3 separate regions of the Mus musculus genome follow, and all the other regions are linked to region 3. Evidence: chromatin loops called from intact Hi-C (ENCODE). Cell type or tissue: heart. All regions are shown on one strand. Region 1 has its middle 7.8 kb from the start of Akr1b8. Region 2 overlaps Akr1b8 (aldo-keto reductase family 1, member B8). Region 3 has its middle 28 kb from the start of Bpgm.

Region 1 (8,000 bases), 100 kb before region 3:
GGAAAGCTGTACTCAGAGTCCCCCTACTCAGAATTCTTTTTATTGCAACATAAATGATAAGAACTTATACTCCTAGTTTTTCAATACTACTTTGTATTAGTAATTTAAACCCTTTTAAGCTACTTAAGTGTCACACAGTACTTCTAAAACTTGCACTTAGTTTTATTGGTCAATAACGAAGGACAACCTGAGAGGTCCCAGCCACGAAAACACCCCTTCCAAGCAGGGCTCCTGGATAGCATCTCAAGAAACTCCCTGCTCACCCCACTGTGCATGGACCCTAGGGGAGACAGTTTCCCCTTCTGCATCACCCTGCAGAAGAAGTTCTGGTAAAGCAGTTGGCTGCTGCTCCTCACATACCCCACCACAGCTTTGTTCAGGAGATGGCAGGGAACTCTATGAAGAGGTCCCTGGTCTGGTCTTGGTTTATGGGTGTTTACCAGGTCCCCACATATGCACATAACACCTTCTTGGGATCCTCATTAAAAGTAACTGCCTATAAAAATAACATCTATTAATAATTCCTGAGATTCTTAGTTTGGTTGTACTCATACAATTCTTGCTTTCCACTCCAAGTCACAATCTGGCTGCCCTCACCTATGTATCTATCTACCTGTGGACTCATTTCCAACTGCCCCTGCCCTATGAACCATATCTGTTCATGTATCATCCATCTATTCTATTCACTCACAAATGAATATTATTGACTATGGATTGCCCTGGAAACTGAACGAAGTTAACTGGGCTTGGGTCTTGCTCTCAGAAGATCCCAGTCAGACTCCTAGAGAAAGTGTATAGTACAGATAGTTTGAGTTAAATGCTGAGAAATCACATAGGTAATGGTGCTTACTGCCTAGATTTCACCCAGAGAACGTCAGAAGGGGAAAGACAGAAGACAGAGTCAAATGGGTGGGCAGATCTTGCCAGGCAAGGAAGGCAACAGTGGTTACTAGAGACATCAACCCATTAGGACAGCCTCTATGCACAGTGTTCACTGACCACCACAGTAACAGCTATGATATGGACACAGTGTGGTGCCTAGTGTCAGTGGCTGACACTCCCCACCCACTAGTGCAGGCATTTTTTTATCCTCAGCATGTCAGAATGGTGATGCTTCCCACACAACACAGGACACATGGGACCCTGGGTTCATGCATTCCCCAGGGATCCACACCTCCCCTAGGCATTACATCGGTCAGGTCCTCTGGAGGAATCTGGAAACATAACGCCCTGTTCCTGTGCCAAAAGATCCCATCTGTTACTGGGAATTGCTCAATGCAAACCAAAAGTTGGAAATATGAGTAATCAGAACAAAGGCCACAGCTCAGATCCCCTGTGCTTTCCTAACTTCTCAACATCCAGTGCCATCGGAGGTCGAAAATGCTGAGAACAGTTCTCTGAACTTTCCTTACGTCCACCGGGAAGGCAGATCCAACCTGATTAAAAGACATGAGCTCCTGATGACAATGGCTTGTTAGATTCTGCAAAGCCAAGGCCAGGCATAATGAACAACAGCCTTGTGAACTTGCCAACCATCCTTGATGTCCTATCGATAATTTTGAGTTTATGGTATTTTTGTTTGTTTGGTTTTGGTTTATGATATTTTTTTGGTTATGGTATTTATGGTTTATGTGTTTATGGTACGGAAACCATACCTGTGTCTTTATACTCCCGAGACCCCTATGCTAATAGTATCAGTGGCATCAAGTTTATGTATTTCATTTGAAATTTTGGGCAATCACCTCTCTAGGCCCAGCACCTTTCCAGGTGGGAAGATTCAGAAGGCAATGTATGTTGAGTTCAGTACCCTGGTTTTGTGCGACATGCTCAGTATACTCTTCCCATCACAGGCTCCTTAATGTTGGCCTCCTCCAGAGAGGGAGTAAGAGAGCGGAATAGACCGTGACCTTTCCAGAACCTTCTTCACTCTTTCATCCTCAGGAATTCTGCTCAGAGCTCAGTGGGAGAGCATTTGCCCAACTGTAGCGTGAAGCTGAAGGAAAGGGAACAAAGAAAATGAATAAGAATAGGGTGGGAGTGGGGGCATCCCCTTGGAGACCCAGGAGACCAGAGATGAGGAACTGTCAGAGGGTGGACAGCAGGGGGCGGGGGATGGAGGGGGGGATAACAATGGACTGTATAGAAAAGATTAAATAATAATAATAATAATAAAGGAAGAAAATGAATAAGAATAAGGAGGAGAAGGAGGAGGAAGTGGTAGGGGGAGAAGAAAAGGAAGATGGAGGGGTGGGGGAGGGACTTAGATCAGCACTAGCATCCCAAGGGAAGTGTGCTGAAGAGGGAGCTGTTGGGTCCTCAGCCACTTAGTTTAAGGTGAATAAAGGGCTGGGCAGTGGTGGCGCACTCCTTTAATCCCAACACTCGAGAGTGAGGTGGAGGCAGGCTGATTTCTGTGAGTTGATACCAGCCTGGTCTACAGAGCGAGTGTCAGGACATCCAGGGCTACACAGAAAAACCCTGTCTCGGAAAAATACGAAACAATTTGAATAATGTTAAAGAAAATTCTAGTGAGGCAGTGATGGGTGTTAAAGTGTGCCACAGCGGGTTTTATATGAAAATCATTTCAAAAGGTACAGGGTCTCAGAGCAAGTAAGTTCCTATTCGTGGGCAGAGAATGAGAGCGCGGCTGCAACATTGTATACAATGTTCAAATCAGAAGGGACAGTCTGGGAACAGTCTAGAATTGGCAGTGGAAAATTACTGAGACAGGAGGCGCTAGCAGTAAGGATGCTGGGGCTCAACTGACCTAACAGGATTTTGGAGGAAGGGTACTCAGACACGCCCCTCGCGGGGGCGGGGTGAAGAGCAGGAAGCTAATCAGATACCGAGGACAAGGAGTTCTTACTAAACTGACTCCATGGTGTTCTTTGCCAAACTGGATTCTCAAGGAAATTCTCAGATGGACCTAGCAGGCATTCAGGAACCTGACCAGTTTGGCTAAGTTCTCCATGGGTTAAGCTACAAGAAGGGAGAATCCTTGGGGCCTGGGTCTGGACTTTCCATCGGTGTTATGTCTCTTCTGGCCTGGAAAAAGAGGATCGTTCAAAGCCTTGGGTCAGGGGGAGGGGGCAAAGGGCCGGCTGGGTGAACTGGCGAACTGCCAGGCCCTGCCTGTTACCTGTTCCTGAAACCAAACTGTCCATTCCTCGTGGGCTGTGGGTGTTCCATTGTAAGGCAGCTTGTCTCTCAGCCCAAGCCATCCATTGGTTCTGCTAAGCACAGCCCTTCTTACTGAAGGACCCCATAAAGCCATCAGCAAGGACCTTTGGAGGGCCCTGGGATAGCTGACACCACAAATTGGGCAACACTCCAAGTCCCTTAGCTGCCGATAGAGATTGGAGAAGGAATTCACAGCACTCAGTTCCCACCTTGATGTCTGTTTCCCTTCTCAACAGTAAGCTAACAGCAGTTCCTCTAGAACCTAAGGGTCTGAAGAGGGAGAGATGCTATTCTGGGCAAGAGTTCTTCTCCAAAGATTTGAGCTCCCAGAGAAAAGCCCCAAACAGGCTCCATGTCCTGTTTTGTTTTTTAAACCCTGAAATGTTGGCATTTCTTCTACTCTTTCAAACGGCTACCGAACAAACGCAATGGAGAGCAATGAATTTATATTGAAAAGTCACACATCCATGTATTTATACAAACTAGCTCTTGTCTATGATAGTAATCTCTCTCTCTCTCTCTCTCTCTCTCTCTCTCTCTCTCTCTCTCTCTCTCTCTCACACACACACACACACACACACACACACACCTTGCCCCAGCGGTCCTTTGCTTAGCCATCACAAATGGCAAATATAGCTGAACGGTTGGTTGGAGGAACATTGTGAGAGTTTGGGAGGCCCCGCACAACAAATCTTCTCACCCGAGCCCACAGCAAGGGCCAGCCTTCCTCTGGTGAAGCCTGAAACGAGCCAGAACATTCTCCTGTGTTGGTGCAGGGTGCAGGACTGGGAGGGGATGGGGATCGGAAACAGGCATTGTGGGTATCGGGAATCTAGAGGGAAGGGTGGGTATGCCAAGCCCCTCAGACTCTCTGTGAACAGGAATCACCGAGGAATGTCATAAACACACAGATTCTGCCTCTGTGGGTCTGAAGCTGAAGCCCTACTTTTCTGTGACACTATAGATGCCACCCACGGAGGGTGTCAGCTTCTAACCTTGCTTGGAGAAGCAGAGGAGGCACACAGAACAGGAGCTGCTAAGGACGTTTGCGTGAGCCTGAAAATTGCTTTGCTCCACCTCTGAGCCCGGGCTTGAATTTCAGAGTGTGTTCTAAATGGTTAATTTCATGTGCATAGGACAGAACCCAGTCTCTGTCCCCAGGAAGGAGGACCCCAGGGTGTGCTTTGTGGAAAGCTCTTGGAAAGCCAGCTGTGTGGTCTGTGCTGCCCTCTGCTGGTCATGACTTACATTCACACAATAAGCCCCCGCCCAGCTGGTGAAGGGTGGCTTTTCAGATCACACTGGGGAGACAGCCTTGGCTGTTCTAAGCGAGGAAGTCATCATTACATTTCTGAAACCTTTTTTTTTTTTTTTAAGATTTATTTATTTTATGTATGTGAGTACACTGTTGCTGTCTTCAGACACACCAGAAGAGGGCATCAGATTTCATTATGAGATAGTTGTGAACCACCATGTGGTTGATGGGAATTGAACTCAGGACCTCTGGAAGAGCTGAGGGTGACCTTAACCACTGAACCATCTCTCCAGCCCACATTTCTGAATTCAAAAGGTAAGAGTTGAGGCAAATTCCAGGACTATTGGAATTTATTCTAATAACACAACCCAACATAGGTCCATGGCCTTTAAATTTTAAAAAATGTTTTTATTTCTGTGTGTGTGTGTGTGTGAGTGTGCATGAGTGCTATGGCATGTATGTAAAAGTGCAAGGACAACTTATAGGGGTTTGTTTTCTCCTCTCAAGTGTCTTTTGGATGGAACTCAGGCCACCGACTGGGGGCAGGCGTGGTTACCTGCTGAGTCTTCTTGCTGGACCTGTCAATCTTTTTTCCCAAAGAAAAAAACCAGTCTTACTTTGACAGCATCTGTGAGCCTCCTAACACTGAATCTGCAGACATAAAAATGTCCATACAGGGCCAGGTATCGTGGGCTGTGCCTTTAATCCCAGTACTAAAGAGGGAGAAGCAGGTGGATATCTTAGAACTCAAGGCTGTCCTGGTCTACAGAGTGGGTTTCAGAGCAGCCAGTGGGTTTCAGAGACAGAGAGAGAGAGAGAGAGAGAGAGAGAGAGAGAGAGAGAGAGAGAGAGAGAGAGAGAGAAATATTACAAACATTTCAAAAGTCAGAAAGTGATTCACTTAGTTTTAAACAGACAGTTGAATCATCCAACAAGTATAAGCTTGTCCATACTCTTATACTGATTTTACAAATTTTATATTTCCCAACCTATAGCTAAATGTAAATTATTCAGTATTATTTATTGAGTGGTTAAGAACCATCATTAAACCAGGCATTGTGGCACACTGTAATTCTGGCTACTTGCAAGGATGAAGAAGAAGGTTGATAAGTCTGGCCTATACAGACAACTTCTTGAGACCCTGTCTCAAAGTAAAAATAGGAAGGGCCAGTGCTGGGAATTCAGCTCTGATAAAATGCTTGCCTGGCCTCTTAGTTTGGGTTTTACTGCTGTGATTTTACTGCTGTGAAGAGACACCATGACCAAGGTAACTATTTAAAGGAAGATATTGAATTGGGGCTGGTTTACAGTTTCAGAGGTTCAGTCCATTATCATCATGGCAGGAAGCATGGCAGCAGGCAGCCATGGTGCTGGAGGAGCTGAGAATTCTACACCCTGATCTGCAGGCTGCAGAAGGAGAATGTGCCTCACTGGGCATAGCTTGGGCAACACACTTTCTCCAACAAGGCTGAACCTCCTAAGAGTGCCACTCCCTATGGGCCAAGCATTCAAACACATGAGTCTGTGGGGGCCATTCCTATTCAAACCACCACACTGGTTATGAGTAGAGCCCAGTCAGAGGCCAGCCACATGCATTCCTTGGCATATAGATTTCTCGACCTGCTGAATCTCGCTCAGGAGGCTGCCTACCTGGCTTTCTTAACTCACTTTTCTGTTTCCTTCTAAGAAGCCCTGTGACAGCATTGGACTCAGCAGAATAATCGTGCTACCCACCTCCCACCCCGTTATCAGATTTAGCAGACTTGCAGCTGTAATTCCAACTACAAACAGAATTGCTGTCATCCAACCTGGTGTTTACCATCGCCAGGGACTGGGCCAGAAGCATCTTGGGAAGGACTCTGTTTTCCATACTCTTGTATTTCTTCTAAGCTCAAATCTCTGCTGTCAAAAGTATTGAGTCACCACTTTTCCTCCAGACAAGCAAGCAAACAAGCAAGCAAACAAGTAAATACCTCTTTCCAAGGAGAGAACGGCCCACCTACCCAGCCTAGACCACTTAAGTTTGTCTCTTGCTAGGCAGTGGTAGCACATACCTTTAGTTTCAGCCTTCTGGAGGCACAGGCAGGCAGATCTCCATAAGTTCAAGGCCAGCCTGGTTTACATGGTGTGTTCCAGGACAGCCAGGGCTACATAGATCCTGTCACAACAAACAAAAACAAACACTAACCAACCAACCAACCAAGCAAACAACCAAAAGTTGCTCCACAATGGTGCACTGTGTTGTAGCCAAAGAACTATTAGCCCTTGGGTGAGACTTGTCTTGTGACAGATCTCTCCATAGCTGCGTTCTGCAGTTGGTCATTTCACTCTCTGGCCGGCCTGTTTCACTTCTGAGAGGCTAGGCGAAAAGCAGGCCCTCCTGGTGAAGTTTGCTTTGTGAACACTACAGCGTATCTCCTAGCCACTAAACTGAATAGCTACATTTTCATTCTCTGAGATGCAGACTAGCCACACTATGTGCGCCCATTGTCAGCATAACAGTCCTATGGTCCCTTCACTCCTTCATGGATGTCTTATAGTTTTGTTTTCAACATTAATATGCTGGCAGGTGCAAAAAGTAACTTTTCTCTTCAGTGGCAGAGACTGAACTAGGTCCAGCGCATTCAAAGAAGCTCTCAGCATCTCCACCTCTCTTCTAAATAATTTCGTGTAAATTTGAGACCAGATCATACTAAGTTGCCAAGGCTGACCTAGAACTCAGTTACTTTACAGCCCAAGGATGGCCTTGAACTAACTCCCTGTGAGATTATCCTCAGTTATCCTCAGGTATGGTCTAGGACTTTTCATTCTCTATTACCCTTCCAAGTAGTTGGTATGACAGGTATGAGCAATCAGGCCCAGAAGGCAAGGTGTAACTGACATTACTCCCAAGGTTTCCCACACTTTTATGACTGTGGGTCAGGCCACTCAGTTTCCATCAGAGGGTTACTGATTATGCTGGGCAACCCCCCCCCCCCAGGCCGCTGTTTAAGGCGAATCCTTTTCTGGGCATCTAAGCATCTAAGCAAGCCTTGATTAAGCCTTTATTAAGCCTTTATATAGTTGATTCAGAACATGGGACAGAAGAGGTGGCTCAGTAGGTAAGAGCACTTCTAGAGGACCAGGGTTTGATTCCCAGCACCCACATGGTGGCTCACAACTGTCAGTAAACTGGGTCCCCTGGGATTCAAGGCACAGTCAGGATGCACAGACACACATGCAGGCAAAGCAGTCATACACATTAAAGAAACAAACAAAATCCTAAAAATCAAACAAAACTGCCACTAACACACACTCTCTCTCTCTCTCTCTCTCTCTCTCTCTCTCTCTCTCTCTCTCTCTCTCACACACACACACACACACACACACACACACACACACTATAATATCTTGCTGAGTCAACCCAAAATGATGTCGCATCATGGCAAAGCCTATGTCATTTTCCCTGGGTTAGAGTTATAGCGGGCTCCAGTCCGGTCAGAACTGTTCCAATGCCTCTCGAACTGAATCCTGAATGGCAATCCTTACAGCCAAGGCTCTGCTGTTCCTTTTTCCTCTGGAAACA
Region 2 (8,000 bases), 77 kb before region 3:
ACCAGGCCCAGTGGCACATACCTGTAATCACAGTCCTCTGGAGGCAAAGGCAGGAGGGTCATAAGTTCAAAGTTGCTCTCCATTACATAAGTTCAGAGACAACCTGGGATACATGGGACCGTCTCTAAGGAAGCAAGCATGAAGTGTCAGATGTCACTAATGTTTCCTCCATGCTTGTGGCTGCAGGACAGTAAACATGGAAGAATATCCCTATGATGCAGAATACTGAAGCTGAGTCAGCCCACGAGGCTTCCTTCCTCTTTGCTGATGCACACTTCCCTCCTGGAGTCCTGTTTAAGCCCAGCCTGCCTGACATCCTGCTATAGGCAAGGCTGTGTTTAAATCCCCACGCTGAACCAGGGACAGACTGTTGCGAGCAAATGCGACTCGGAGAAGCGAACGGACATCTCCTTCACTAATTTGACCTGACCGGATGTTTGTCAACAACCAGGAACTCTGGTAACATTTGAGGGCATGCAGATAAAATAATAAAGAATGAGAACATTAACAAATGTATCCAACACGTTCTGAAGTGATTTTTGAGGGTCCAAAGCTTATCATTCACGTTTGGCACGGGAGGAAATGGAGGCATGGCGAAGCCAAGAACTTGCTTGCTTGAGATCTCTGTGCAGAGTGCCTAACCCTAAGTTTCAAAGGAATTTGCTCTGAGGGGGAGCTCAAGCCAACTGGATACCCACATCCTCCCAAGCCTTCTTATCTCATCTATTCCCCTGTGACTTTCTTGGTTCTTTCTTCTTGTTGCTCCCCAACCTGGCCTTTAATACCCAGTCAGGCCAGAGAGTCAGTGCACACTCACAACTGCAAGCTCTACCAGCTCTGATGAGCTGAAGGGTTTGCTTTGCCCCAGGAGAGGCCTGCCCTGCTTCCAGCATTGGGGTGAGCCTGGGCTGGGTAGCAAAGCCACATCTAACTGCAAGGGCAGGTCTAGCTGTGGGCTTCGGGCTGCAGAAGAGAGGATGGGCCTGGTTAGGGAGCTGTAGCCTGGGTCAGCCAGCTTGGATTTAGGGATTAAGATGTATTCAAGTTCTCCCAGGTCTCCAGCATTACAGTTTAGCTAAGATCACAAAACTGCTGCCCGGGAATCCTGTTCTCAGTGGATCCTTAGGGAATCTTGTGTTTATAAAAGCCACCGCCTGGTGCTTTCCTTTCTACGCCTCAGTTCTGCATGCAGCCACACAGAAGCCAGCACACTGAGCCTCGCTGGCCACACTAGGTACTTTTCTGTTGCCGTGATAAGACATCAAAACCAAAGCAACGGCCAGAACAGCTCCTTTGGGCTTAAGTTCCAGAGGTTTAGAGCCCATAATGGCAAGGCTGAGACAGCACGGAGGTATAATGACTGGAGCAACAAAGCAGAAAGGAGACAGAGAGGGAGGGAGAGGGGGAGGGGGAGAGGGAGACGGGGGGGGGGGAGAGAGAGAGAGAGAGAGAGAGAGAGAGAGAGAGAACAGAGAGAGAGAGAGAGACAGAGAGAGAACAGAGAGAGAGAAGAGGGAGAGGGAGAACACAAACAATGGATAGGCTAGGGTTTTTAGCCTCAAAGTCTGCCCCCAACTGTGTACCTCCTCCAGCATCACCCCTGGAGTCCACTGTTACAATGCTCAGTCTATGGAGAACATTCTCCTTTAAAAACCCCTCTGGCATATGTCTGTTAGACTCAGTGCTCTTTTTTTTTTTTTTTTTTTGAGAAATATGCACAGTTAATGAAAGCCATTGAATATAGCCCATTAATTTCAATTTTATTGATTTATTAGTGAACTATCTTACTAATTTAACAGTTAGCTGACAGATTAAATTAGAGCAATTTAAAATGTTGGTGTCTTTAAGCTAATTCTGGTGGTTTTCAAGAGCCAAGAAAAGCTGCGTCTTGCAGAATTTTAACACACTGACAGGGTTGCTCTGATACCAAGGTTCAGCATATAGTGCTGTATATTCACAACTAATTTTCACAACTTCCATTTTGCTTGTCTAATCCTGAACGACCTTGGAGATAATTCATTATAATCTAGTTCATAAAAAAAACAAAACCAATCACTATGATAAAAATTCTAATTTACATAACAATTTGAGACCATCCATCATGCTAGCTAGAACATATGTGCACCTGCTTGTTTTAAATTATGTTACCGGTAGGTGGGAAGCTTTTGAAAAACCGAGCTAGAAGTTTATGCACAGAACAAGAACCCAAATATGTAGGAGGCTGAGGCAGTGTTGCAATACGTTCAAGGTCACCTAGACTATGTAGGGAATACCAAGCGATCAAGGCTGATGTAGTAAGACCTCGTCTCAAAAAGCAAGACAAGGCACCAAGGCCAGTGAGGTCACACGGTTGGTAAGGGTGCTTGCTGCCAAGTTTGAGGTCACGAGTTCAACTCCTGAGACCCACACAGTAGAGGAGAGAATGATTCCAACAGGTTGTCCTATGAGCACACTCCAGCTGTGGCATACACACTCATGTGAGCATACGTATACACCAATAAATAAATAAATAAAAGTAGGAAGACATTCTTTATAAACAAACACTTTTGCAGGCTGAAGTGCCAGAAGATTTAGAGTAACAAGCCAATTACTGTCTCACTGACCAGGACAGTGAAACACAGAAGTATGTGCCTGTTGGCCAGTGAGTGGCTTTTCTCTTCATAGTGCTAAAGGGACATCTGCTGATTTCAATTACAGAATTCCCTGTTGTCAGTATGGGGTACCTGCCATATAAACCATCCTTTATCCAGCTTCTATATTCATCACAGTGTACAGCGGCTAGGTATCTTGGCTCCACAGTCAGCAAATATGTATTAAATGTCTGACTATATGAACCATGGGTCATTGGAATAGAATACTGTTAGACAAAGTTGTCAGCTCCTCTGTAGATATTGTGAATGCACCATCTTCCTGGGGAAACTGTAGAAACTGCTACCCCTTACCTCTTCCTACTATTAAGAGAAACTCCAGTCACCAGCATTTGTATCTCTCCTGCCGCTGTGAGGCCGAGCCCAACAGAGAAAATGAGGAGGGTGTTGTACCACTTTCATTTTTGAGTGTTTTAGAGTTGATTTTAATGGACAGGCTTTTGGAACTCTGCAGAACTCTTGGGTGCCTGGGATGGAGGTAGGTAAGGTTGACGTTAACCATGGAAGATTAGCTAAAATGCAACTGAAAGCAAAGGGGGATGGAGGCTTGGGATAAAAAGGTGGTTCTTAAACAGAGAGAAATAATCCTTCAGTCACGGACAGGAAATGTGTCCAAGCAGAGGGAAGACCCCCCCTCCCCCCATGATATGTATGAATGGTTACAGTGACAGAAAGCGCCTGCCATCTCCCATTGCTTGGGAGTATGTGCTTCACTGGTTTATATTTATAAGGGGTTCAGTATCTTCTTGACCTCAGCTCCTTAGTCTCCTTAGTCTCCTGGCTTTCTGTTTTTTCTTTGTTTCTTGCCCAGTCCTCAACACCTATGATTCAGTTTCCCAGGCTAACCTCAAACTCCTGGGCTCAAGATCTCTACCTGTCTACCCAACACCCTGTACCAGTGCCATTCCAAGAAGGTCTATCTTTTTCATCCTTTTTTTTTTTTTTTTTTTTGAGTTTTTCAAGATAGGGTTTCTCTGTATAGCCCTGGTTGTCCTGAAACTCACTTTGTAGACCAGGCTGGCCTCGAACTCAGAAATCCGCCTGCCTCTGCCTCTCTGCCTCTCTGCCTCTCTGCCTCTCTGCCTCTCTGCCTCTCTGCCTCTCTGCCTCTCTGCCTCTCTGCCTCTCTGCCTCTCTGCCTCTCTGCCTCTCTGCCTCTCTGCCTCTCTGCCTCTGCCTCATGGGTGCTGGGATTAAAGGCGTGCGCCACCACGCCCGGCTTTTTTTTATCCTTTAATAGACTGGGTTCCCCTTTATATTTGGGGGCCATTACAAGTATCAACTCGGGTACTGGACTTTGTCGCCACCTAGTGGCGTTTGGTGACATTACATATCAATGAAGTCTAGCCTAAGAAGGAAGCCTGTGAAACAAGGACGGCTCCGAGGTTTGGGTACAAACTTCAGCAATGTCTGAAGTGCGGGGCCTGGTGCTGTAGGGCTCTAATCCTTATTGTACAGGAGGCCGAGGCAGACAGATTACAGGTTCATGGTGAGGGAATAAAGAGCGATCAACAGGCCATCTCTAGCAATTTAGGGAGAGCTTTTCTCAAAGAGTAAAGAAAGGGAAGGCTGTGAATTTAACGGAGTAGAGCACCTGCATGACATGCTCTCGCGATAACTGAACTGCTAGTTGAAGGTTAAGAAATATTTTGGGTTTTGATGAATTCGTATGACTATTGTTCCCTTCAAAGTAGAATTTCCATGACCCTGCACTGAGAAAGGGGGAAGGGAGGGAGGGATAGAGGGAGGGAGGGAACGGCGGGGAGGGGGGTAAGGGGGTGATGAGAATCTGAATGAAACACAGTGTCACGTGGTATTTCTGTTAGATACACCGAGCTGATGCGCTTTTATTTTATTTTTATCGATTAAAGAGGTTTATTTCTGTATATGCTAGCCTTAGTCCAAAAAGGACCAAAGGTCGTTGAAAATAGAATTATAGTAACTTTAAAACACTACATAATAGGAATATATTAGTCTCCTCAATAGCTGACTGCTTCCGAACTCGATTTCACATCTTGTATGCCCCCCCCCCCCCACTTCCCTCCCCACCCCTACCCCCAACCCCCGTCGCTGCCACTGCTTGGGACCACGGCTGCTTCTTTCTCTGGCCGGCTTCTAGCAACTGATTTTTTAGCGGGTTTTGTTGTTGTTTGTTTGTTTTCTTTTTGTTTTTTTTTATTTTATTTTATTTTTTTTTCCATTTTTTATTAGGTATTTAGCTCATTTACATTTCCAATGCTATACCAAAAGTCCCCCTTACCCACCCACCCCCACTCCCCTACCCACCCACTCCCCCCCTTTGGCCCTGGCGTTCCCCTGTACCGGGGCACACAAAGTCTGCGTGTCCAATGGGCCTCTCTTTCCAGTGATGGCCGACTAGGCCATCTTTTGATACATATTCAGCTAGAGTCAAGAGCTCAGGGGTACTGGTTAGTTCATAATGTTGTTCCACCTATAGGGTTGAAGATCCCTTTAGCTCCTTGGGTACTTTCTCTAGCTCCTCCATTGGGAGCCCTGTGATCCATCCATTAGCTGACTGTGAGCATCCACTTCTGTGTTTGCTAGGCCCCGGCATAGTCTCACAAGAGACAGCTACATCTGGGTCCTTTCGATAAAATCTTGCTAGTATATGCAATGGTGTCAGCGTTTGGATGCTGATTATGGGGTGGATCCCTGGATATGGCAGTCTCTACATGGTCCATCCTTTCATCTCAGCTCCAAACTTTGTTTCTGTAACTCCTTCCATGGGTGTTTTGTTCCCACTTCTAAGGAGGGGCATAGTGTCCACACTTCAGTCTTCATTTTTCTTGAGTTTCATGTGTTTAGGAAATTGTATCTTATATCGTGGGTATCCTAGGTTTTGGGCTAGTATCCACTTATCAGTGAGTACATATTGTGTGAGTTCCTTTGTGATTGTGTTACCTCACTCAGGATGATGCCCTCCAGGTCCATCCATTTGGCTAGGAATTTCATAAATTCATTCTTTTTAATAGCTGAGTAGTACTCCATTGTGTAGATGTACCACATTTTCTGTATCCATTCCTCTGTTGAGGGGCATCTGGGTTCTTTCCAGTTTCTGGCTATTATAAATAAGGCTGCTCCCCAGCTAACCTTTCACCCGCGGCTTCACCAGCTCTGGAGGAGGAAGTGTTAAAAGCTTGGGCCCCTAGATGGCACACTCAAGCTTCCTGTTGTGTGCTGACCAGCGTTCCTTGTCCTCATCCTCCTTTCTCTCTGAAAGGCCGAGACTTGCCCAGTGACGATAAGGCAAGGAGATGAGGGCATCCATCCTCTTACTCTTCACAGCCTGCAGCCCCCCACCCCACCCCTCACCTGTATTGCTTGATGCCATTTTCAGTCCCCTTCCTCTCCCCAGAAAACCCAGTCACGGAACTGCCTGCCCTGCCCTCTCAAGCTTGCGCTATCTAATCCAGTCACTTCAAAATTGCTGTAGTCAGCACTTTCCCCTGATAAACCGTCTTCCTCATTCTCTTGAGGTTTCCAGATGAGCAGTCATAGTAACCACCTGGTTCACTTCTGGGTCGGTTCATTTTCCATTTCTGGCCTCCAAATCTTTGCCTTTTCTGACAGCTCTTTATCAGAAAATCGGAAGTCGTACTCCTCTGCTGTTTCAGACATTTTATTGTCTGGACTACTAGATGTAGCAGCTCACTGTCTTCCTGCATTTCCTTTGTGTAACCAAGGACAGAGACATCAACATCAAGAGAACCAACCTTCCTGATGCCACTAAAGGTTGGGCAGAACTCACCCCCATAGCTCAAACCTTTCATGAAGAACTCTCTAATGCATTTAACAACTCTATTAAAATACCATTCGGCATCTAAATACAAGGTGGAAACCATTTGTGGAAATCCATTGTGGTGTTAAAATCTGAATCCACTGGCATCTCCATGAACCAGCCCACAATTTCTGAGTTAGACTATGAGACCTATAGTTTCATCATATACAGCTATGCAGTCTTCCACAAGATGTGTCGGGCACAGGGAATAACCATTCGTGAGTTACTGAACCACTGTATTGCAGTTATGATCAATTGCCTTTGGAACATAGGCAAATCCCTTCATGGAGGAGAAATGAGAGGAACAAAGCCAAGGAATGTGCCTGTGCCTGTGCCTGTGCCTGTGCCTGTGCCTGTGCCTGTGCCTGTGCCTGTGCCTGTGCCTGTGCCTGTGCCTCTGCCTGTGCCTGTGCCTGTGCCTGTGCCTGTGCCTCTGCCTGTGCCTGTGCCTGTGCCTCTGCCTGTGCCTCTGCCTGTGCCTGTGCCTGTGCCTCTGCCTGTGCCTGTGCCTGTGCCTGTGCCTGTGCCTGTGCCTGTGCCTGTGCCTGTGCCTCTGCCTCTGCCTCTGCCTGTGCCTGTGCCTGTGCCTGTGTCTGTCTGTGCCTGTGCCTGTGCCTGTGCCTGTGCCTGTGCCTCTGCCTGTGCCTGTGCCTCTGCCTGTGCCTCTGCCTGTGCCTGTGCCTGTGCCTCTGCCTCTGCCTGTGCCTCTCCCTGTGCCTGTGCCTGTGCCTCTGCCTGTGCCTGTGCCTGTGCCTGTGCCTGTGCCTCTGCCTGTGCCTCTGCCTGTGCCTGTGTCTGTCTGTGTCTGTGCCTGTGCCTGTGCCTGTGCCTGTGCCTGTGCCTGTGTCTGTCTGTGTCTGTGCCTGTGCCTGTGCCTGTGCCTCTGCCTGTGCCTGTGCCTGTGCCTGTGCCTCTGCCTGTGCCTGTGCCTGTGCCTGTGCCTGTGCCTGTGCCTCTGCCTGTGCCTGTGCCTCTGCCTGTGCCTCTGCCTGTGCCTGTGTCTGTCTGTGTCTGTGCCTGTGCCTGTGCCTGTGCCTGTGCCTGTGCCTCTGCCTGTGCCTGTGCCTGTGTCTGTCTGTGTCTGTGCCTGTGCCTGTGCCTGTGCCTGTGCCTGTGCCTCTGCCTGTGCCTGTGCCTGTGCCTGTGCCTGTGCCTGTGCCTGTGCCTCTGCCTGTGCCTGTGCCTCTGCCTGTGCCTGTGCCTGTGCCTGTGCCTGTGCCTCTGCCTGTGCCTGTGCCTCTGCCTGTGCCTGTGCCTCTGCCTGTGCCTGTGCCTGTGCCTGTGCCTGTGCCTGTGCCTGTGCCTGTGCCTGTGCCTGTGCCTGTGCCTGTGCCTGTGCCTGTGCCTGTGCCTGTGCCTGTGCCTCTGCCTGTGCCTCTGCCTCTGCCTGTGCCTCTGCCTCTGCCTGGGTTTCAGACCTTGACAGGGGCTTCCTTCCAGTCTGTGAGGCTTTTAAAGCAAGTTGTTGTTCTTCATTTGCGACAGTTTTTTGTTGGTGTTGGTTTTTGTTGTTGTCATTTTTTCCGGGTTTTTGTTTGTTTCTTTGTTTTTGC
Region 3 (8,000 bases):
CAAGGAGCTGAAGGGGTCTGCAACCCTATAGGTGGAACAACAATATGAACTAACCAGTACCCCCAGAGCTCGTGTCTCTAGCTGCATATGTAGCAGAAGATGGCCTAGTCGGCCATCACTGGAAAGAGAGGCCCCTTGGTATTGCGAACTTTATATGTCCCAGTACAAGAGAAAGCCAGGGCCAAGAAGTGGGAGTGGGTGGGTAGGGAAGCAGAGTATAGGGAACTTTTGGGATAACCAAAAAAAAAAAAAAAAAAGAAAGAAAATATCTAATAAATAAAATAAAATAAAATCTCAAAAAAAAAGTGCAGGAGAGAATTCTGGTAAGTTCTGGTTCATGAATGTTTTTGACATTTGTTACAAGTCATAAGAACAACATCCCTCTTGGCTCATTTTTGAGCTTAGTGATGTATGTAGTTGATGTAGGTGAGCATAGGGTATACATACCAGCCTGGGACACCGCTTATACAAACACCTCTTCTAACAATGCACTTGGAGCAAGACTCTCACCTGCAGGTCCTATGCATACAGACGGTCTTAGCTAAGGTTTTATTGCTGTGAAGAGACACCACAGGCAACTCTTCTAAAGGAAAACATTTAATTGAGGCTGGCTTACAGTTCAGAGGTCTAGTCCATTATTGTCATGGAGAGAAGCATGATGTCACAAAGGCAGACATGGTGCTAGAGAGGTAGCAGAGAGTTCTACATCCAGATGAGAAGGCAGCAGGAAGAACAAATGGGCCACTGGGCCTGGTTTGAGCTTCTGAGATCTCAAAGCTCATCCCCAGTGACACACTTCCTCCAACAAAGCCACACCTACTCCAACAAGGCTACACCTCCTAATAATGCAGTTCCCTATGGGCCTATGGGGGCCATTTTCTTTGAAAGTACCAAACAGGTCTCTCTCTCTCTCTCTCTCTCTCTTATCAATGCACTCAGCAGCCTGAATTCCCATCTGCACATGCATCCAGTTCCAAGCAATGGAGTGAGTGTCTTCTCCCTTAAATGGCCATCATGGACATAGGGATTTCAGCCATACTCTAAGTATATTGTAGTATGGAAGGTAGGGAGCCCACTGCTCCTGAACGAGTTTGTGTGCATGCATAGTAATACAAATTATATCTTCGGAGTGAACTTTTAGGAAGAATCCTCTATTCTATTATGCATCTCTATTGGATGCATTGTCTTCATTATGGTTTTATTACTGCAAAAAGACACCATGACCTAGGTAACTATTATAAAGAAAACATTTATTTAATTGGGCTGGCTTACAGTTTCAGAGGTTCAGTCCATTATCATCTTGGTGGGAGGCATGGCAGCATGCAGGTAGACATGGTGCTGAAGAAGGAATTGAGCATTCTACATCTTAATCTGCAGGCAGCAAAAGTGGCTGTGAGTCACATTGGGCATAGTTTGAGCATATGAGACCTCAAAGCCTGCCCTCCACAGCGACACACATCCTTCAACGAGGCCACACCCACTCTACCAAGGCCACACCTCCTAATAGTGCCACTTCCTGTGGGCCAAGCATACAAACACACGAGTTTACGGGGCCCATTCCTGTTCAAACCACCACAACCATCTGATGATTGTGAATAGTTAGCCATGTGTACAAGTAAAATTGGATGCATCGTAGAAGGGACGTGCTCAGTGAGTGAAGCCTGACATAATACAAGGTTGTCAACCAAAACAGAGCACCACAACAGTCTTCCCCTTAGCAACAAACTCCCTTTCTATTGACTCCCATAAAAGGAAGCACAAACATTACCATGGGGCCATCAGCACTTTCGCATGCTCATTACTCTTGACAGCACAATTCCTCATAAGCACTATACTTTCCCAATCACTAAAGTTATCTTGCTACTTTTACAATATGTGAGTGCCTCTGTTTCATTCTTGTGTATGACACCAAAAGCCTGGAAACACCTGGTTTGGACCACATAGTGTTTGGATAACATAGTAACACAGTGGCTATGAATCTTAGTTCTAAAGGATGTAAGCACTTTTTTCCCCCCTTTGGTTTGTTTTTGTTTTTCGAGGCAGGGTTTCTCTGTGTAGCCCTGGCTGTCCTGGAACTCATTTGTAGACCAGGCTGGCCTCGAACTCAGAAATCTGCCTGCCTCTGCCTCCCGAGTGCTGGGATTAAAGGCGTGCACCACCACGCCCGGCTGGCTGTAAGCACTTATTAGATGACTGACTGTATGAATCATGTAGGAATGTGAAAGACTGGCACATACTTTAATGTTTGTAGATTGTCTTGTGAATAGCTAAAAAGCACCATTTTTCCAGATGAGCTTTGAAGTTCATCTCTTTCTGAGATTTAGGAAAACCTCTGGCAATCAGTATTTATAATTTACCTATCAGAGAGGTAAATCGATTCAGAGAATCAGACATTTTTCTCATTTCCATTGAAGAGGCTCTCAAGGGTGTGAGCAGCTCCTGTGTTATTTGAAAAAGAGGGCAGGGCAGGTGGTCACTATTCTTGTCGAGAGGGCAGAACGTCACTTGCTCTGGATGCTCTGATGTTGGTAAAGAGTTTTCAGAGAGCAGGGAACAAGCCAAACTGTTGCTATGAGTAACATCCAAGGAGTTACCAAGCAAAGACAATCGTGCAATCTTGACATCACCCATGAGAATAGGTCAATACACAGGCTTTTGTAACTTCCTGCAGGAGCACCCGGCTGTCCAGGACGGAGATACTGTTGACTTGAAGCCCTTGAGGATTAGCCATACCACTGAGAGCAAAGGGCTTTTGGATGCTTGCTGGCAGCCAAAAAAAAAAAAAAAAAAAAAAAAAGTGGTTCTTAAGTAGAAGATCCTTCAGGATGGCTGTGCAGAAAATGTATCAAAGCAGAGATATGGCCACTTTCATGGTTAGGTGTGATTGATTGGTTACAAACAACCAACTGAGAACACCTGTCTTCTGCCATCCCTTGGGTGTAGCTACTGGTTCACCTGTGTATGGAAACCAAGTTCTTCTTGTCCTTAGCCAATTGATCTATCTCCTCGTAGTGTCGAGCCTTTGAGAGTTTTTTGTTTGGTTGGCTTGGTTTCTGTTTTGGTTGGTGGTCTTTCTGCCTTTTCAAACCTTTGCTGCTTGTGTTTTGGTTTTATTTCTATGGGGTTTCCCTAGGCAAACCAGGCTAATCTCAAATTCTTGGGTGTCTATGATCCTCCTGCCTCAACTTCTGGAATGTTAGGACTAAAAGTATGCCAAGGTTTCAAGCCCTTGTTTAATTAAACCTTTGTTTAATTATCATTCCTTTAAACTTTAGGCTCTCTTACAAATACTGATTTCTTTACCAAACGAGAGTCCCAGGGACTTGAATAGCTCAGGGTTCTGCTGCCACCTAGTGGTCCTTGGCCAACTCTCTTATCATCCATATTCTCTAGGCTAGGAAGTCACGGGAACCAAGACAGAGTTGGAAGATTTGGATATTAGCACTCAAAATATCTGGAGTTCACCATAAGGAAAAGAAGAAAATTTTTAGGTGCAATAAATACAAAATAGTGAGATTTTTAGGGGCTAAAAGAAATTTTGAGTTAGAATTCTTGACAACAGAAGAGTATTATACGAGGTGATATCAAAGTAGCAACTATGATGGCACATAGACGAAAAAGGTGGAAGAAAGTCTTTAAAGGTGAAAGTCTAAGAAGTTATAATGGCCACTCACACTCCTCACTCAGATGTGTTTGTTTTCTAATGACCCATGTTTCAATGCTACTGTTTAAATCTACACTGTCCAATTCATTGTCTCTGAAGTGTTGGTCCAATTGAATGTCTGAAGGGTTTTATTTTTGTTTGTTTTTTGTTTTTTTAATATCTGGATTTTTGCAATTTCTTGTTTTCTTCCTTGTATCTTTATCCAGTGAATTTCTACTTAACTTTAAGCCATAGCTTAGACACCATTTTCTCTGGTGGTTGGTCATTTTACCCATCTGTTTCTTCTTCATGCCAGAAAAAAACTCATTTAGAAGGTTCAGAGGTCTCCATGTCTTCTTGGAAGTAGAAGTTTCCATAACATCTTGTACAGATGTTTTGACGTCATGGTTTGGTCTGGCCTTGTGGTGATGGTGAAATGCTGCCAAGTGTTAGAACTGCTGAGAAAGCTTGCAGATGGGGGTTGAAGGTGCCCACACCAGGTCAAATGAACAAGGGAGCAAGTTAACCTTGCATCATAGTCTCAGACAAAATATTTCCTGATACACACAGTAGATTTCACACAAGGATTCATATAGAAAAGGGATAGGAGATTTGAAGGTAGAAGTGTTAAACTTTTTATTCCTTTTTATTCACTTATTCAATGTCTGTAGGTCAAGTGAGGATTTGAAATTTTTAGGAAAAGTGGTCTTCAAGTTCTAGAATAACAACCGAGTCAAATGCTATACTCCCCAATGTCAGAGGTGTCCTCTCCAATAAATCTAATGAGCAGCTACTAACATATTTCATAGCTGTGTGAACTCCAAAATTGGCAAATTTTAAGTCAAATGGGATAATGCTATGCTTTGGTAGATTTTTCTGACATGTGGGCTGATTCTAGGGTCTCACTCAAGGTATTTTCCACATCTGTCATTGTATAGTCATCTTAAACCTGACTATTCTAAGTGCTGCTTTCTCTCCTCTCTCACTGTAGTCTGCTTAGGAGTAGTAAATAGCAGCCTTGTTGGAGTCTGGATGCGATGCTATAATTCTCTGCAATGACCTGTGTAACCCCCTTGAGTGTCTGAAGTTAAATGGTGACTGTTAGGATGCATGCAGTCAAGAGAACAACTTGAACTGAGTGGCTTAACTTTTAAACTAGACAGTTTCAAATACTTGGCTTTCTCAAGTCAGGCAGCTGTTTTCAAGCTTACAAAGACTGTTCCGGAGCATCTTCACTGAGCAATTTCCTGCACCTGGTACTTCAATGGCCTGTATGTGCTTGTAGGCCAGGGAAACACTTGGATGTTGCTATCTACTTGTTGCTTAAAACTGACACATCGAAGCAGTGTCCTTCTCAGCTTCCCAACTGTTTAGAGTCCCTGAGAACTTTTTCCAAGCGAGATTTCCATTCAGGAATTCTGAATCTGTGGTCCATGCAGTCCACACCACAGAGGATCCCCTGAAATCATTTGGAGAAATCTGCTGTCTTTTTTTCCACCCACCTTTAAAATGCAACATCTTAAAAGGGTCATGTCCTATGAATATAGAGCCCTTGTTCTGGGCAAGGGACTTCCTTTGCTTCTAGGCCTGTCCCTTCAGGAGTCCTCCCTCCTCTCGGAGCTCTTAAGTCACTGTGAGCTGTTCTTCCTCAGACTTCTCTCAGGAAATTTGGAGTTGATAAACATTTGCTTCCTGGCTACTTTGTCCTTGACCTTGTAAGTCTTTGGTCAGCTTGGAGGAATTCCCTTCTTTACTTCCCAAAAGCAAGACGATTTCTCGAGACTTCTTTCAATCCTTGGACTATATTTCTGCCAGCCATGGGTGTCAGTGGGCGTGAGAAACTCAGCACCACGGCGTTGCCAGCAGCCCAAGGAGTCTTTCCAGAGCTTTCTATTCAGACGAGGCTACAGAACTTTAAAGTCATTCCTTTGATACTATTCCCACTTACTACTCCTCCATTGTTGAGATTTCTAAGTGAAAATTTCTTTCAGCTCCTCAGATCTGTTTTTCTTGTATCAAATAATTTTCCTCCTTTCCTGTTGACTTTGCTGCAGAAAAGAATTTCAGGGTGAGTCTGTGCAAAACAGAATTGAACTTGCCTGATAGATTGGGGCTGGGCATGTGGTTAGGTTGGCAGGTTGTTTGCCTAGTGCCATGGCCTTACATGGCTCCAGGGACAGACCTAATCGGGGGCATCGAGGGAACGAAGAAAGACAACACAAAATCTGGGTCTCAGGTGGACTAGGCTCTCTGCTGGAGTCACAGCAACACCCCAGAAGTTAAGAGTGTGTATTCTATACAGCTGAACCAGGAGGCAGTTTATATCACATTCAGATTGACAAGAAGGCAGAGGTTATAGTATACATCTGGATCAAGGAGACAGGTTTAGCTAATCTCAGTAGGAGCAGGCTCTGTAGGGAGCAGAATTCAGGATGTAACCATCTGGGAGGGGTGGGAGGATAAAGCTGTGGTGGATATTTTCTGAGCACACTGTCAGCATTCACACCCGGACCAGAAAGGACGGCTTTTCTTCTTCCCATGAGCCTCCTGTGGCTGTGCCCAGGTCAACAGCACATATTCACTAAGGACTTCACACACTCAGGGCTCCCTCCACTCCGAACAGCCTAGAAAGCATGCAAGAAGTCCTGGATTTGATCCCCGGGTGCTGCATGAACTGTGTGTGTGGTATGTGCCAGCATTCCCAATGCTCAGAGAGTAGAGGTAGTAATATCAGAAGTTCAAGGCCATCTTTAGGTACACTACCTGTGTGTGTGCCAGCCAGCTTCAAAAGGGGGGAAAGGAGGAGTTCTAACATAGATTTAAGCATATGAGAGGCACTTCGGGAAAGGGTGGTACACACTGCAAATGTGGGTGTGGATATCTCACATATGATGGCTATGTGTCTTTACAGTAAGACATATTATCTATGTATATATACACACATATATATGATTTTGTGGCTTCTGAAATTAAGTTTCAAATGGTTGTTAAGAAACTTGCTCTTTTTCAATAAGTCATCTCTTAGGGTGACGGTCCCAAGGTCAATGGAATCGCTACTATATGAAGCTTTTCCGAAGGGAGCTACAACATATGATTTTCCTGTTAACAAGGAAACACTCTTGTTTGTGAGAATCTCAGAGAATTGCAGGCTTTCAGCTGGGAAAGCAGTACAGCTTTGTTCACTAAAGCTTTAGGCATGGATCACTGATATTTTAGTATTCTTATTGAATATTTCTCTATAAAAGGAATAGAGTCTTCTTGTAGTGAGCTTTCAGAGCAGTTTAATCTGGTGCCAGAACAGCTAGCATGAGACACCCCTAACTTTGTACAATCCTGGGGACTGAACCCAGGGTCTTGTGCGTCTAGACAAGCCCTCTATAAACAAGCTCCATATCCAGACCGACAGTTCTGCTCTTTCAGGCTACATTTCTTTGGGGTTTTGTTTGCTTTGCTTGGTCTGCTTTGGGTTAGCGGCCACAGCTTGCTGTTAACTTGTTTTAATCTTCAAGCCAAAAGAAATTCTGAGTGGGTTTTTTCCATTTTTTAAAAACAGACCAAGTAAAGGACTTTTCATAATCAGTAAATTCCATCTTGTTGGATTCATTGTCTCCATGATAGACTTTGGCACATTACTATCCTGCTTCATTGCAGTACCTATCTTCTTACAGGAAGCTCTATTTTCCAATTATGGTCTTTATTGAACATACTGCTAAAATGTTTGTACCATTCAGTTGGTACAAAGTTGCCTAATATATAGTCTAAGGCTTATTATTAGATATTTTTACCATAAAAAAGAAAGATCTTTCCAAATGCCTGTTCAAGTCCACATACTAAGTTTATGCTACCTCTACTCCATCTTCCAGGCCAGAAACCCTATCTACTATAGGATGGCTTATTCACAAAGGTGAATACTGTGGTCATCGGCACCTGACATATAGGGCCCCTCCAGAACAAAGACACATGCTAGAGTTTTCAAGAATTCCCTTCTGAGGTGTTATGCATGATATCTGGTAATGGAGAGGATGGACTTCTGGAAGACGGAGGAGACAGAAGGAGACAACCATCCAAGACTGGGACAAAGGGAACGTGGAGAACGATGACCAAGAAGCACCAAGGGCTCATTGGAGCTCAGTGGTTCTAAGTTTAAAGTAAGATAAGTCCTTATGGGTATTTCTTTCTCCATCTCTGACTTAGAATAAAGGTGAATTCAATATAACCTACATTGTATATACTTTAGCACACTACTACCTAACAGCTTCCAGCATGTAATTTTTCTCCAGGAAGACATATAGGAATCTGGTAAGAAGTATTTTTCCAAAGATCACAATCTCAAATTTCAAGTATTAAGAACAGGTCT

What was found. Hi-C counts contacts between places; a loop is a spot of excess contacts. Peaks named below come from ENCODE experiments on the same cell type or tissue, not always from the same donor. Only the 100,000 strongest peaks of a DNase experiment are listed, where the experiment ranks them.
Region 1: it touches region 3 in a loop (7-fold over the local background); 11 of 42 quality-filtered maps call a loop at or near these places.
Region 2: it touches region 3 in a loop (8-fold over the local background); 15 of 42 quality-filtered maps call a loop at or near these places.

What each region holds. Positions count from the first base shown.
Region 1 is chr6:34,342,330-34,350,329 of GRCm38, forward strand. No RefSeq gene overlaps it. Among named protein-coding and RNA genes, the nearest start is that of Akr1b8, 7.8 kb to the right of the region's middle. In heart, CTCF peaks have their summits at 4,411 (motif pointing left) and 4,622 (motif pointing right); DNase peaks (open chromatin) are centred at 2,862 and 4,412; H3K4me3 peaks cover 368 bases; H3K27ac peaks cover 600 bases.
Region 2 is chr6:34,367,940-34,375,939 of GRCm38, forward strand. It overlaps Akr1b8 (aldo-keto reductase family 1, member B8), which reads left to right. Exons shown (of 10, transcript NM_008012.2): 10 at 187-522. The coding sequence ends at 229. It also overlaps the pseudogene Gm13858 and the pseudogene Gm13859. Among named protein-coding and RNA genes, the nearest start is that of Akr1b10, 12 kb to the right of the region's middle. In heart, a CTCF peak has its summit at 3,962 (motif pointing left); DNase peaks (open chromatin) are centred at 262 and 3,932; H3K4me3 peaks cover 595 bases; H3K27ac peaks cover 368 bases.
Region 3 is chr6:34,444,823-34,452,822 of GRCm38, forward strand. It overlaps the pseudogene Gm13857. Among named protein-coding and RNA genes, the nearest start is that of Bpgm, 28 kb to the right of the region's middle. In heart, a CTCF peak has its summit at 3,362 (motif pointing left); no DNase peak of the experiment used is centred here.